Regions from separate parts of the Homo sapiens genome. Here region 1 is linked to region 2. The links are chromatin contacts, found by Hi-C or POLR2A ChIA-PET in ENCODE. All regions are on one chromosome and are shown on one strand. The core of a region is the stretch at or near the end of the contact, and the rest is flanking DNA. Distances in the headings are between cores, read along the strand shown.

Region 1 (7,151 bases), core at 930-3,429, 120 kb after region 2:
TGTCATCCTCTCACTCTTTCCCTTGGTGGCATATCCAGTTGGCTAAGAGGACAGGCCTGACCTTGTGCCCAGAGTAGGGAGAAGATCCCGATCACCTCTGGTCCTTGTCAGGCTGTTTGCTTGGATGGTAGAGTTCACCCAAGTTCGGACTCAGGAACGGCCTGTGGTCATGGAGTAGTTTTTTTCTGTCCAGGGTCTGGACCAAGATAACTCCATCACAGGGGTAGCAACAGTATGTGCTGGGGCAATTCTGCTACCCACTTCTGGTGTCCTTCAGTGCTTTCCCTGCACTATCTCTGTCCCCAGCTGCTTCCATCCATTTGCTTTCTAGTGATGAAGCACTGGGGGAAGCTGCAGGGATGGCTGCTGCACCCACATCCATCCCTGCCCATCTGTTCTCAGAGACTCTATGGCTAGCAGAGGGAGTGATGATTTCAGGGAAGAGTACCAGAGAGGGCCAGTGGGTAGCAGGAGTCTCACTTCTTGGAGAAAACAGCTGGTCCTCTGTGACCAATTCTCCCTCAAACTAGGGAGATTATATGGCCACTGCATACACAAACACACATGCTTGCGAAGATAGGATGGAGTTGTACCAAATAAAAAGTTTATTGAAAGGGATGGTGGTAGAGAAACACTGTATCATGCCGTGGCATAACAGGGTATTATATGTTGGATGGCTTTTTGGAAATCATTTTAGGCCAACCTTATTAGAGATCTAATTTATTTGTATTCTTGTAGCTACCTAGCACAGTGGTAAGAACACAGACCAACATTTGGTAAACCTTGGTTTGAACTCTACCCCTGCTGCTTCTGACCTCTGTGAGTCTGCATATTATTTAACCCCTGAGGCTCAGTGTCCTCGGTTGAAAAATGGGCCACTAATTTAGTATAAGGGCTATGTAAGATGTAATGCACATGACATGTTTTATAATAGCTTCTTATGGAATTATCTGAATTGGGGACCCATCTGTTGCTTTTATAAAAAGTTCACCCCTTAAGACAAGTCAGTCCAATGGCCATGTTTAAACCAAATGTACTGTCTTCTGTAATGCTCAATATATTTTTCATGTCATTGAGTGCAGAGACTAGGTGGGAAGATGATCATATACAGACAGAATGGGCACCACTCTGCCTAAACATGGCTCTCGCTTTCAAAACAGTACTTTAAAATATCTCCTCCCTATTAAACTTTTCCAGTGAAGACTCTTTTTCCACCTGGTTATTGTCTCTGTGTTTGTTACAGCCTTCTCTCTGCTTTCAGATATTCAACTCTGCAAAGTCGTAATCATTTATCCACATGTACTTTTGTGTGTGTTTGTCCCATCTCTCTCTTTAGAAGACATGTTCCTGCTGGTGCTTGGAATAAGACGTTCTTTTCCCTCCCCGTGGAGATGCTATTTTTCCTCTCTTTAAGGAGCTAGGAGAGAATTTGGTTCAACATGTCTTATGTATCAGTTTAGCACTGTGCTTTTCTTCCCTTAGATTGACGTGTGATTTAAAAAAACAAAATTTGGAACCGGTCATGTAAAGATGGTGTATGTCACTTAGTATAGGTCATCTCTGTACCCTTTGTATACTGAATTTTGCTGTGACCTGTCAAAGGATACCGAAGACAGGCCCATGCGAAACATTTAATTTCTGGCATTTTCGTGCATGTGAGACTCATCTGATGTGAACTGAAGGTATGTTATCCTTCCTTTTAATGATACCAAATCTGGCCCAAATTCATATGACCCCTTAGAAAATTACTGTGATAGGAACAGATTCTAATGAATTGAAATAGAGATTTCTCCACCTCACGTAATTAGGATTTGAGAGTTAAATAAGAAAGTCAGGGATAGGGACAGGGATAGAATGGCATGGAGAAAGTTGGAGCCAAGAACACTGAGGAAAAGAAGGGAGTGACAGCAGCAAGGACCATTGCTGTTAGGAAGGGAATTCTTTCATCAGACACTGGAATTCTCCTGCCAGGCACTGGAGTTTGCCCTAGCTTCTGTCTGCTTTTACTGGATCCTGGGTCCTCCAGCTGAAGTGAGTTGTATTACAATCCCTTCCAGTTTTGCACTTCAGGGAAGTGAAATGGAGCAAATCCTAATGGCACAGGCTGGAGGGAGAAGGACTAGTTTCTTTAATGTGACTCAACACCTGGCAAGGCTGTCTTTTTCTCAACCGGGTTTCATCTGTTAGTTCTGCAACATGCAGAGTCAGATTTTGAGGAGTTTCCAGCTCTCGCCTTCATGGCTGTCCTTGTGTTTGTGTTTGTGTTCTCCAGGCGCCTCCTTCTCCACTCTTTCTCCAGTGCTGGAGACCTAGGGGTGTGCATCCTGGAGGATTGTGAGGAACCTCAGCTGCTCCCCTCGTCCTCTGACCAGGCGGTGGGCTCAGGGAGCTTTGGAGTCTCATGCGGTCAGCAGCGCTTAGCATGTTCAGTTGGCTTTTTCCATATCACCAGTGACATCTTTCTTCTTCCTAATCATCGACTCATGGAATATTAGAATTACCAAGCCTCTTGCAGTTCCTGTGGTCTAATTCCTTCATTTTAGAGATGAGGACCCCTAAGGCCTGGGGAGGGGAGATGATAGGTGTAGGGAAAAAAAAAAGAAACTTTTTCCTCTAAATAAGATTAGCAAAACGATAAATTAACAGGAGAAAAATAGAGAGTTTATTAACACGTGCAGCACACATCACACAGGAGAAACCTCAGTGATGAGTAACTCAAAGTTTCAAGAGTTTTTATTTCTTTTTTCTGTATAGCACTTGTCAGTCTCTGATATTGATTTTTACTTGTTTCTTAATGTTTGTTCTCCTTCCACTAGTACGTACACTCCATGGGAACAGTGATTTTCATCTGTTTGTCACTGCTTTATTCCCAGCACATAGAGCTGTGCCTAGAGTGGTAGGCAGATCATTGTTAAAACAATGAATACATGAACTTCGGGCAAGTTACTTAACCATTCTGTACTTCAGTTTTCTTGTGAGTAAAATAGGGATTAAAATAGTGCCTACTTCATGGAGTTGCAATAAAAACTAAGGGAGTTAATCCATCTAAAGTACCAATAACCCACCTGGCCCATAGTAAATGCTCAATAAATAGGTTCCCAGCCAGGCGCAGTGGCTCACACCTGTAATCCCAGCATTTGAGAAGCCGAGGCAAGAGGATCACTTGAGTCAGGAGTTCGATACCAGCCTGGGCAAGTGGTGAAACCCCATCTCAACTAAAGATACAAAAATTAGCTGGGTATGGTAGCAGGGGCCTGTAAACCCAGCTATTCAGGAGGCTGAGGCAGAAGAATTGCCTGAACCCGGGAGATGGAGGTTGCAGTGAGCTGAGATCATGCCACTGCACTTTAGCCTGGGCAACAGAGTATAAGACTCTGTCTCAAAAAAATAATAATAAAAATAAATAAGTTCCTTATTATAATTACTAAATATTGTATTTCCTCACTAGAATGCAAACTCCTTGAGGGCAGAGACTATTTCTTACATCATCTTTTTATTTCTAGTAGCAATTTGGCTGACACATGATTGATATTCAGTGTTTGTTGAACAGATAGATAAGTTATAGAAAAATTGTAGGTAATACTTCTGTAAATAATTGTTAAATTTAAATGAATAGATTTCCTTCCTGTCTTTTTCCCTAAGCTGCAATCAGTGAATCTACATGGATTACATAGATTGTGACTACACTGTGCCTTAACTCATCACTTAGGCAGTGGAGTCGATCATTTATTTTGTTGCCATGACTTGGCTGAAATTTCTTGGGGACTGACAGCAATGGCAGAAACTTGATGGGTCCTGAATGTCACCATAGCCTGTAAGCTACACAGGAGCCACCCGAGAACTCCTCCATTCGTGGTTGTAACTTCACAGAAATGCTTCCCAGTCAGAGGAGGTACTTAGCAGAGGCTGCAGGCATCTGAACAGACAGGTGCAGGAAAAGTTGAAAGGGAAGGTTAAGGGAGAAACATACTCCTCATCTCCGTTCTCAAGAAACGGCTTAAAGGTTGTAAAAGGATTCTGCTTTTAAGCTTGAGTCACTCATTTGACTTCTGTGGGCCTTGCAATTTCTCTGGTAAAATTAGAGAATATGACCAAGATTATCTCCAAGGACCTGTCTTACTTTTTAAGTTTCCTAATTCTGTGAAAAATGCTTAAGAAGGCCTCAGACTGATTAAGAATTTAGGGGTGTAAGTTTAAGTGGGGATACTGATAAAAGGGCAGGGGATGTTACTGTAAGAGCAATGGAAAAGTGTCTGAGTAGTGTAGCATATCCATTTGTGAGAGGAGTAATTAATTAAAAAATGAAGGCAGAATCCACATCTTCACAAAAGTTTCCTATCTCCTGGTTTGGATGAGTGTATTTAATGTGAACTAAGTTGCATGTGGGCTGTCTAATCTGGGCATCTGACTTGTGAATCCTTCCCATAACTAAGCCCCGAGAGATTTCCAATCATGCCCATAAGGTAATGCAATTTGGCAAGAGGATTTGGACTTGACGAAATCTCTTGTTCTATTTGGCATCCAGAAAAGGCTGACTTGCCTAATTTGAAAATAAATTGAAAACAAAAAAAATTTAAAAAAACCTCTGGTTGTTCCTTGTTTGATGAAATACCATAGAAAACTATTACTCTTTTTCCATACCCCATTACTATGGAGAATATGTTTTTACCACTGACTCTTCTAAGTATCTGTCCTTAGTTTCCTGTCCTTCCCTGCCACAGGTTCCAGGAAGGCTGAATCACTACAGCATGGTATTAAATCATAGAAATACGTGTGTATTTTGTACCATGTGGGTCTGCTTGCATTCCTAACATCTGCATTAGTATTAGTTTTCTATTGCTGCATAACAAACTGCCACAAATTTAGTGGTTTAAAACAACATTCATTTCTTATCTCAGTTTCTTTGGGTCAAGAATCTGGACACAGTTTACCTGGGTCATCTGCAAAGGGTCTCAGAAGGCTGTAATTAATGTGTTAGCCAGGGCTGTGTTCTGATCTGAGGCTTGACTGAGGAAGAACCCACTTTGTTAGCAGAATTTAGTACCTTGTGGTTGTAGGACAGAGGATTTTAGTTTCTTACTAGCTGTTGGTTGGAGGCTTCCCTCTGTTCCATACTATGTGGGCCTCCCAACCTAGACACCCACAACATGGCAGCCTGCTCCTTCAACAACTAGCAAGGGAGTTTAATGTTTTCCTGTAGCTCATATTTCTTTATAGGTGTGACCTCAATTTTTCCCCTAATACCTTTGTAAGATAGAAGTAGGGAGAACCAAGATAGATCCAAAAAGGCTGAATGAAATGCCTGAGATTGAGCTGGTGGTTGCATTGAACAATATAAATTGATGAATAACAATTTATTAATTGTGCCAGGCACTGTGCTAAGAGCTTCATGTCAGTACATTCTTGTTTAGTTCTTAGCACAACCCTCTGAGTTAGGTATTACTACTACTAAACTATTTAACAGGTAGGGAAGTTGGGGATTAGAGAGGTTATGTAACCTGCCTAAAGTTCACAGACAGAAAGTGCACAGCCCAGATTTGAACACAGGCAGATTCCAGAACCCACTATCATCGCACTCTGAAGATCTCTCCATTAGAGCACGATGCTGCCATGTTCAGGATTCTTCCTATCTTTTGTTAAATACTTAAGTTCCTGCAATATTGCAAAGGGATAATTGTAATAGGTTGCCCCTTTCAAAGTGCTTTAATAAAATGAAAGGACAACATTCTTTCTTTTCTGCTTGAGCCAGGCTTTCTCATTTTTCTGAAGACATCTAGGATAAATGGAAGGAAACCAGAATTTAGTGGGGTTTGCATGTATTGATAACAGTTTTGCTGAATACACATCCAAGAGCTAAAACATGCAAACTCTTCAAAATTGGTAGAATACAGCTTGCTCATTTTAATTCATTTAAAAATGTTCATTTTAATTAAGCATTACCCATTTTATTATTCCATAAAACACGAATCATCTGGAAAAGGCAGCATAGGTCTATTTTTCCAGCCTATAAAACTATATGTAGATGGATCTTGATGAGGGATGTACAAGATTTAATTAGAAACTGAAATTTTAGAGTAAAAAAATGCAGGGGTGTGTGTGTTTCTTCTATATTTGTGGAAACCCAAAGAGCTATCCTGCAGGATACTTGAAAATATATATAAATACAGAGGAGAAATAAAGTGCGGAGAAGGTTTGTTGATTATTGAGCTTTTTCATGGGTGATAGAATGGAGCAGCTGTAGGATGGAGGTAAAGAGGATAGGAAAATGCTCTTCTGGGTCAGACCCAGCCCCACATCCCAAAATGTTGTGGCCACCCTCTGTGTTATGTAAAATGTAGGAAGGTCCTCCCAGCTGGAGGACCTTCGAGTATACTGCGTTCCCCCTCCTCATTCACTAGGGAGGATGCAAAGGTGCAAATGGGCCAAGGTCATGCATTGGACTTCCTTCATTAAACTGTTATGAATTTGCCTTCCCTGAGCTCCTGTTGGAAAAATGTCTTGAACTTACTGTTGTTGTTTCTCCTACTGCGTTTGTATTTCTTTTTATAAACCTTAGTCCAAGTCAGCCCAGTGCTGTAGTTATTTGTGTATCTGTGTCATTCTCCCTAGGATGCCCTGGGCCATTTTTAATCAACTTTGATCCCCTTTCAGTGCCTTGCATGAGGCCTGGAACATTGGAGGTACACACTGTGTATTGACTGAATCGAGTGAAAGGTATTTGAATATACAGTTGACTCTTGAGCTACATGGGGGTTAGGTTGCTGACCCCTCACGCAGGAAAAATATCTGTGTATAACTTTTTAAAAAATAAATTTGGGGGTACAAGTGCAGTTTTGTTACATGGATATATTGTGTAGTGGTGAAGTCTGGGCTTTTAATATAGCCTTCACCCTAGTAGTGAACATTGTACCCAATAGGTAGGTTTTCAACCTTAACCTGCCTCCTATCTTTGGAGTCTCCAATATATGTTATTTCCCTCTGTATGTTCCTGTATACCCATTCTTTAGCTCCTGCTTATAAGTGAGAACATGCAATATCTTACTTTCTGTTTCTGAGTTATGTATATAACTTCTGAGTCCCCAAAAACATAACTACTAATAGCCTACTGCTGACTAGAAGCTTTACCGATAACGTAAATGGTTAATTAACAC
Region 2 (7,423 bases), core at 4,245-6,744:
AGTTGCAGAAATTTGAAGTAATTTTAAATTGCTCTTATGGACAAAACCCTAAGCCTCCACTACTTTGCAATGATGGAAAAGGCCACAGAGCACTTTGAAAAATCATACTTTTATCCCCATTATCTCAGCCAAATGTGAACTGTGGCAAACATCATGTACCTGCAAGCTTCTCTCCACCTATAAGGCCCCTGTCTTCTTCACATGCTACCCTTTCTACCTGGGTGTGAGCATCAATGGTCTGGAGTCATAACTTCTGGGAGCAGGTCTGCTTTTGATCAACTATACCACTCACAAGATTTTATGTGCTTGGTTCTCTTCAACTATGCAAATAGTAGATCAACTAACAACTGTTCCAGCCATAAAGATGAAATCCTCTTCATTCTTACATTCTCTTATAATTGACAAAGTATTGAAATACTTAGTGATGCTCTACTGCTACTACAATAGCTAGATAGACCTTTTGTTCCATCATTAGTTGATTCCCCTCCATTCTGGGCCTGTTTTCATTAAGTTTTCCTTATATAATATGAGGAAACTGTGAAGCATGATTTCTCAATCTCATTATCAGCACTCTTGACATCTGGGGCTGTAAAATTCTTTGTTATGTAGGGCTGCCCTGTGCATCATAGCATCTCTGATCTCTGCCCACTAGATGCCAGTACCACTCCCCCAACTTCTAGTGTGACAACCAAAAATGTCTCCAGACATTGCCAAATGTCCCCAGGGAGTGAGGGGTAAAATTACCCTCAAACCCCAAATAAAAACCACTGTTGTAAAGAAAACTTAAATGTTATAATGTATATAAAGGGGACTCACAAACTATGCAGTTTAGGAATTATTATATTTTTAATGTTTTTTGTCAATGTGTTGTAGAAGAATATGAGATGAAATATAGGCAAAGAGTGAAAGGTGGTCCTTAGAGTGTATTCCAGTTTACTGTCTGTATGGAAGTTGCCTTATGAGAAAAGGCAGACAATCTCTAAGGATGCCTTAAAAGAGGTTTCTGTAGCTAGTCATGTAACAGTTAAGTTGGCCATGGTACCCACATCATGATTACCTTACAGCTTATTCCTTGGGCAGGGGACTAGCCCCTTTGCTGCTTGCTATAAGAGGTGCTGAGCCTTTAACCCTAGGTTCCCCGCATGTGGCACAACCCACTGTGTGAGTAGCTGCCCATTACCACCCCATGGGACTTTGGGACAGGAGAACCAGAATTACCATGCTGATGTTCCCACTGTGTGCTGTGCTGTCTTGCTTGAGTCTCTTTGTCTATTTTCACACCTCCAAAGTGGCAGCAAGCCAACCTGGTTACTGGCTTAGTCATCTCCTTGGCCTTCTTGTTACTCTTCACCATTCTCTATGAGGGAGGAGTTTCCCCTGATACTGGGTTAAGTTACTTCACTTCCCTTTGTCTTTGTTTCCACATTTTAAAATGGGGATAATAATGATAGTACTTAAATCTTAGTGTTGTTGTGAGGATCATTCAAGCTAATGTAATAGCCTGATAGGTAATTATGTCCAAACTAATGCCATGTTGCTTAGTTCTATTTTCTCCTATATGTCCCTGTGTTAGTCTGTTCCCACATTACTGTAAAGAAATACCTGAGACAGGGCAACTTATAAAGAAAAGAGGTTTAATTGGCTCATGGGTTTGCAGACTGTACAGGAAGCATAGCAGCTTCTGGTTCTGGGGAGGCCTCAGGAAGCTTCCAATCATAGTGGAAGGCAAAAGGGAGTAGGAGTCTCACATGGCAGGAGCAGGAGCAAGAGAGAGTAAGATGGGAGGTTTTACACTTAAATGATCTGATCTCATGAGAACTCACTCACTCACTATTGTGAGGACAGTACTAAGAGGGATGGTGCTACACCATTCGTGAGAAATCCACCTCCACAATCCTATCACTTCCCACCAGTCCCACCTCCAACATTGGGGATTACAATTTGATATGAGATTTGGGTGGGGACAAATATCCAAACTATATCAGTTCCTACCTTCTTAGATTGCCTACTAAACTCCAAATCCTACCTTTCTTTCACAGTGAAATTTACTTTTCTTTGTCATAGACTACATTTCCATTTCACAGTGCACATCATCTCACCATCTTTCTTGCTTTCTCTCTCCCTCAGTCTCCTCTACTCATTAACCTCCATCCTCCTTTGCCGGACAGATTCCTCCCTTTGTCTTTGGTGCAGTTGTTTGCAGACCAAATTTGTTGTAACACGCCCCTAGTATTTCAGTTTTTACTTCAAGGTGATTAAAAGATTTTCATCTAGTCAAGTCCCTCCTACCAATGAAATTCTTGTTAATAAAAGTTTCTTTATCACCTCACATAATTCATTGTTCAATGAATATTTTTGTTCCTATAGTGGGTTAATATTTTGATATTCAACTATGTGATTTTTCTTAATTCCTCTTACTTATCTTTTCTTTCCCCACCATTCAAGGAGTGTTAGGGTTTTAGAAATACAGATACAAAGATGATACAGAGAGAACAATTAAATCTTTAACCTGAAGCTCTTGAGAATAATTCTGTAAAGTCCATAGCAGAGAAAAAGGTCTTAAAAGTCATTGCTTTCCATTATTAGAGCCAGAGACTTAGAGAAACATGTTATTTAAATCCCCAAAGTCAGACTTTAAATATCCAAAGCCAGTCCCCCAGAGGGCCAAGTACATAATATTTATACTAAAACCACGGAAAGAAATATGTGATGTCCTAAGAACCATGTCCTGCTCAGAAGAAGATCAAAGCTTGACCAGCAGGCAGGAAGGTGGGGATTAATGAAGGATGTGCTAAGGGTTCCACCGCTAGTGGGACCCAGTGTTATCACTTCCTCCCCCAAGGGCAACCCTTTGCAGAGAGGCATAATAAGCTCAGATGCATGCATGTGTGGCATTCCGTAGCAAAAAGAACTATTACCTGCCTTTCCAGACAACCCAAGCAACTGTAACCCTCACAGAGGACCCCTGAATCCACCTGGGCAGTAGAACAGTGATGATGAGGGCTGGGACTGTTAACATCAGTTCTTTGGTATGTGGTATTGGAAGGAGGTGGAGCAATGAGTAATTTTTTGTTTGTATGCTCCAAGACTGTTTGGCTTGAAAAAAAGGGTATGATCTAGTCATGCAATATTTTTTAAACAATAAAATAAAAATGTGAAAAGAAAAAAAAAGTGGATGTGAGAAGGGAAAAAAAATCTCGTAAGCTTAGCAGTAAGTTTCAAAAGAAACTCTCTAAAATTTTTATTTAAAAATTAATATTGGTTAGATGCAGTGGCTCACACCTGTAATTCCAACACTTTGGGAGGCTGAGGTAAGAGGATTGCTTGAGACCAGGAGTTTGGGACCAGCCTGGGCAACATAGCAAGACCCTTGTCACTACAAAAAATTAAAAATTAGATAAGCATGGGAGTGCACATCTGTAGTCCCAGCTACTCAGGAGGCTGACTAGGATGACTTGAGCCCAGGAGGTTGAGGTTGCAGTGAGCCATGATTGAACCACTGCACTCCAGACTGGGTGACAGAGCGAGAACCTGTCTCTAAAAAATAAATAAAAATGAATCTCATTTTGAATAATCAGACTTTCACTTCTCTCTTTTCATCTCTTAACTCTGCACCTCTGATTAAAGTGATGAAATTGAGTAAAATGAGAAGAAAAAGGGAGCTTCTTAAAATAAGCCACATTGTGGAATAAACTCAAGAATTAAGATCTGATCTTGCTAGGTTTTGAGTCTTAATTTTCAAGGACCACTTTCAGTTGTGGTTGTGGGAGTTGATCCCCTTTTCTCAACTAATGCCCGTTAACCTGGAAATTTCTCTATTCCTTCATTCTCTTCTGTCCCCACCCCGAAACCACACCCCACATCTCTTTCTATTCCCCATACCATGCACATTCACATGCCCAGAACTTCTTATCTTCTTGTCTTTACCCTAATTTCTTTTTCTTTCTTTCTTTTTTTTTCGAGAAAGAGTCTCACTCTGTAGCCCAGGCTGGAGTATGCAGTGGCTGATCTCAGCTCACTGCAACCTCCACCTCCTAGGTTCAAGCGATTCTCCCACCTCAGCCTCCAGAGTAGCTGGGACTACAGGCGTGTGCTACCACGCCCGGCTACTTTTTGTATTTTTAGTAGAAACTGAGTTTCACCATGTTGGCCAAGCTGGTCTCAAACTCCTGACCTCAAGTGATCTGCTCACCTCGGGCTCCAAAAGTGCTGGCATTACAGGTATGAGCCACCGCGCCCAGCCTTTCCCCTAATTTCTTATTATCCCCTACCTCTAGGCTTCCCCATTCCCCTTTCTCAAGATCTTCTTTTATCCTCAAGACCACATGAGACATCATAACTTCATTGTGAGAGGCATTAATCTACTGGATGGAGCACATGTGGGGAGTATCTGGGGTCTATACCAATTTCCATAGTAACCTTTTTCAGGGAAATCACTTCATCCTTAAAAAATGGGATAAAGGAAAGAAATAAGGCTAACCACCCTGGGCTACATCCAAGAACAGTGCAGAGATATGGAGGGTTCCAGGCTGTGTGAAAGACGGTTCATAACTGCTACTAATTGTAGCTAGGAAAGAGAGGAAAGGAGAACACGAATTAGAGCCTGAGAATGGAGAGAGAGCTGAAGGAGTTGATGGCATGATTTGTCAAGCTAAAGGAAGAAAGAAAATGAGTCAAGAAACAGAAGGTCACAGAAGAAATTCAGCAATTAATTTGTTTAATACTGTGCCATTCCACCCTTCTTCTCCCAGTTCAGTGCACAATCCCTGAGCTCAGGATATGCCCTTGAAGTTTCAAAGTCAGGAAGGATAAGCTGGGGTTTCTGAAGAGGAGAGTTTTGGGGGCGGGGGCCTACTAGATATAAAGAAATATGTGTGCCTACTTTAGTACATTTTCCATTACATGATTTGAGTGAGGGTAAAAAGCATAAAATTAAGCATTTCATTTTTAAAATGTGTATTCAATATTCCAAGAGTTATTCTTATCAACTTAAATCCAGAATAATTTTTCATGTGATGACAAGCAATGGGACATGGTGATGTCTATGATTTTGTGTCCGAGCAAGTATTGTACACTTGATTAATCTTTTCTGGATAAAACATTAGCAATTCTTGGGAAACCAAAGCTTGAAGCAGAGCAGAATGAGGCGTGACACTGAGTAAGTGGTGAACTTGGTGTCATTGAGCTCCTTTTTAGGGATTAAACCATCTCAGAATGCATTTGACTCACTTCAGGAAGTAATGCTGCAAAGCAAATGACCTACTTCATACTTAATCCCCAATGCTGCAACTTTGTGCAGCATTTTGAAGAAGCCCAGAGGACCTGATCCTAGACCACCCATGAGGAAGTAGTAAACCCCCAACACCCACAACACTGCCCCCACATGCAGAAGTGAGAACAGATTCAAAATTGTGTGGAAGTGCTTGCTGCGAGGGCTTTTGGCCTCTGCCTGCCCATGTTAAGCAACTTGGGCACACACCTCCAGTGTCTTGGCAAGAATCTCCAACTCCCACAAGAATGGGAAGAAAGCCAAAGAAGGCCAAAGAAGGCCAAAACTTTCTCCAAACAAGCTCAGTAGCAAAACTCTGTGGGAGAGAGAGAAGTAAGGCAATTGCCCTAGGCATATTGGGCAGATGAGTCAGCACCCAGCAAGAGAGGAGCCTGTAATTCTGGAGAAGTTAGGGCTGGTACCACCATGGAATTAGGTGGAGAGGAAGAGAGAATGTGTACTCATCAAGAAAAATGGATAGTCCAGCATGCAGACATGGAAATGCCCTCTTCACCGTCCTTCCTTTCCTAAGAAATTCTGGGTTCTAGGCCAGGTGCAGTGGCTCACACCTGCAATCTCAGCACTCTGAGGCCAAGGCATGTGGGACACTTGAGGTCAGGAGTTCAAGACCAGGCTGGGCAACATGGCAAGACCCCATCTCTACAAAAAAATTAAAAAATTAGCCAGGCGAGGTAGTGCACACCTGTAGTCCCAGCTGCTAGGAAGACTGAGGTGGGAAGATGACTTGAGCCCAGGAGTTTGAGGCTGCAGTGAGCTATGATCGTGCTATTGCACTCCAGCCTGGGCAGCAGAGTGATACCGTCTCTAAAATAAAATAAAATAAAATAAAATAAAATAAAATAAAATAAATTCTGGGTTCTCTGTCCACACCTGTAGTTAAACTCACTGAGAAGGAAAATACCAAGCATTGCACCAAAGTCTAAGAAATCACCACTAAAGAACTTACCCCTGTAATCAAAAACCATATAGACCCCTAAAAACTATGGATATAAAATTTTATAAAAGAAAAGAAAAAGAAAATGCCCAGCAGGTGGCAGCACTAGACAACTGAAGTAAAACAAGGCTGCAAGGCAACACGAAAGTTCATCTTGGAGACTTTGCGCTGTAACTTTCCTTGGTGGGATTTTATTTAGCTATCAGTGAATATCTCATAAGAAGGAATTTGTATCCCAGCACCTACCACAGTGCCTGACACATGCTGGGTATATGTGTTGACTGAATGCAGGCAGGCTGGCAGGCAGGAAGGAAGGAAGGAAGGAATTTTGACAACTCACCTAAACTAGAAAAATGTCATCATTTGAAATGGCCATATTCTCTTCTTATCCCATCATTACTATTGTCATTTTAATTAGTTTTAGTAATATTAATAAAGCATCCTACTAGATTAATTTTCTCTACTCACCCTTTTGACAACCTACATCCTTATTCTCTACTGAATTAAATTTTTCTCATCGCTTTTGGAGACTTTTATTAAATCTCAGGGTTAAAAAAAAAAAACTCAAGATTAGAAACACCACAGCTAGAATTCCAGTTTTAAAAGAAATTATTTGTCTTTGAATGTTGGTGTTTATAAGGAAGGCATTTATGAGTAGACTATCGTTCTTTGATTAGTTGTATTTTTTTTAACCAATGACTTGTTTGCAGACTGTGCTTAAGTTTTATTATTATTTAAAAAAAATTTGTTTTCTTTTATTGACCATCTCTGAAATATGCTATTGTGCAGTGGCTTGCGCTTTTTTAGAATCCTACTTAATAATAATTTAAGGTAATAAAAGTTAGAAGAAAGACTAAATAAACTAATAGATGATAAGAAATCACTCTGCCCATGCACTGTGCTATATTGGGTCAGAGTGATGACTTTCTATCACTTTCGAGATAGAGGAAGAAAATCCTCACCCTTTGCTTCACCAGATACAGAAAATGGCTACATTGGACACCCGAATAAGAGCTTCCAAATCTACCTATTAGAACGAAGGGTAGCCAAACTTTCCCTGAAAGCTAATGTTAGCTGAGCACGATGGCTCATGCCTGCAATCCCAGCACTTTGGGAGGTCGAGGCAGGAGAATAGCTGGAGGCCAGGATTCATGACCAGCCTGGGCAACACAGCAAAACCCCCTCTCTAAAAGAAAATG

What was found. A loop is a pair of places that touch in the nucleus more often than their neighbours do. ChIA-PET counts read pairs that join two places held with the same protein, here RNA polymerase II (POLR2A). Pooled maps may share reads with other maps.
Region 1: a pooled map shows a loop between it and region 2 (4-fold over the local background). The contact joins two enhancer-like sites. A Hi-C loop is called at or near these places in 2 of 168 maps with a recorded cell type or tissue (Caco-2 and Calu3) and 11 of 50 pooled maps. POLR2A ChIA-PET finds 5 or more read pairs at or near these places in 3 of 52 experiments (BJ, PC-9 and activated T-cell).

What each region holds. Positions count from the first base shown.
Region 1 is chr12:11,693,437-11,700,587 of GRCh38, forward strand. All of the region lies in intron 1 of ETV6 (ETS variant transcription factor 6), which reads left to right. Among named protein-coding and RNA genes, the nearest start is that of ETV6, 47 kb to the left of the region's middle. Within about 2 kb of position 2,180, at least 5 of the 41 ENCODE cell types and tissues checked have a DNase peak (open chromatin) inside an H3K27ac peak, as active enhancers do.
Region 2 is chr12:11,575,042-11,582,464 of GRCh38, forward strand. No RefSeq gene overlaps it. Among named protein-coding and RNA genes, the nearest start is that of LINC01252, 31 kb to the left of the region's middle. RefSeq lists an enhancer at 3,828-4,027. Within about 2 kb of position 5,495, at least 11 of the 41 ENCODE cell types and tissues checked have a DNase peak (open chromatin) inside an H3K27ac peak, as active enhancers do.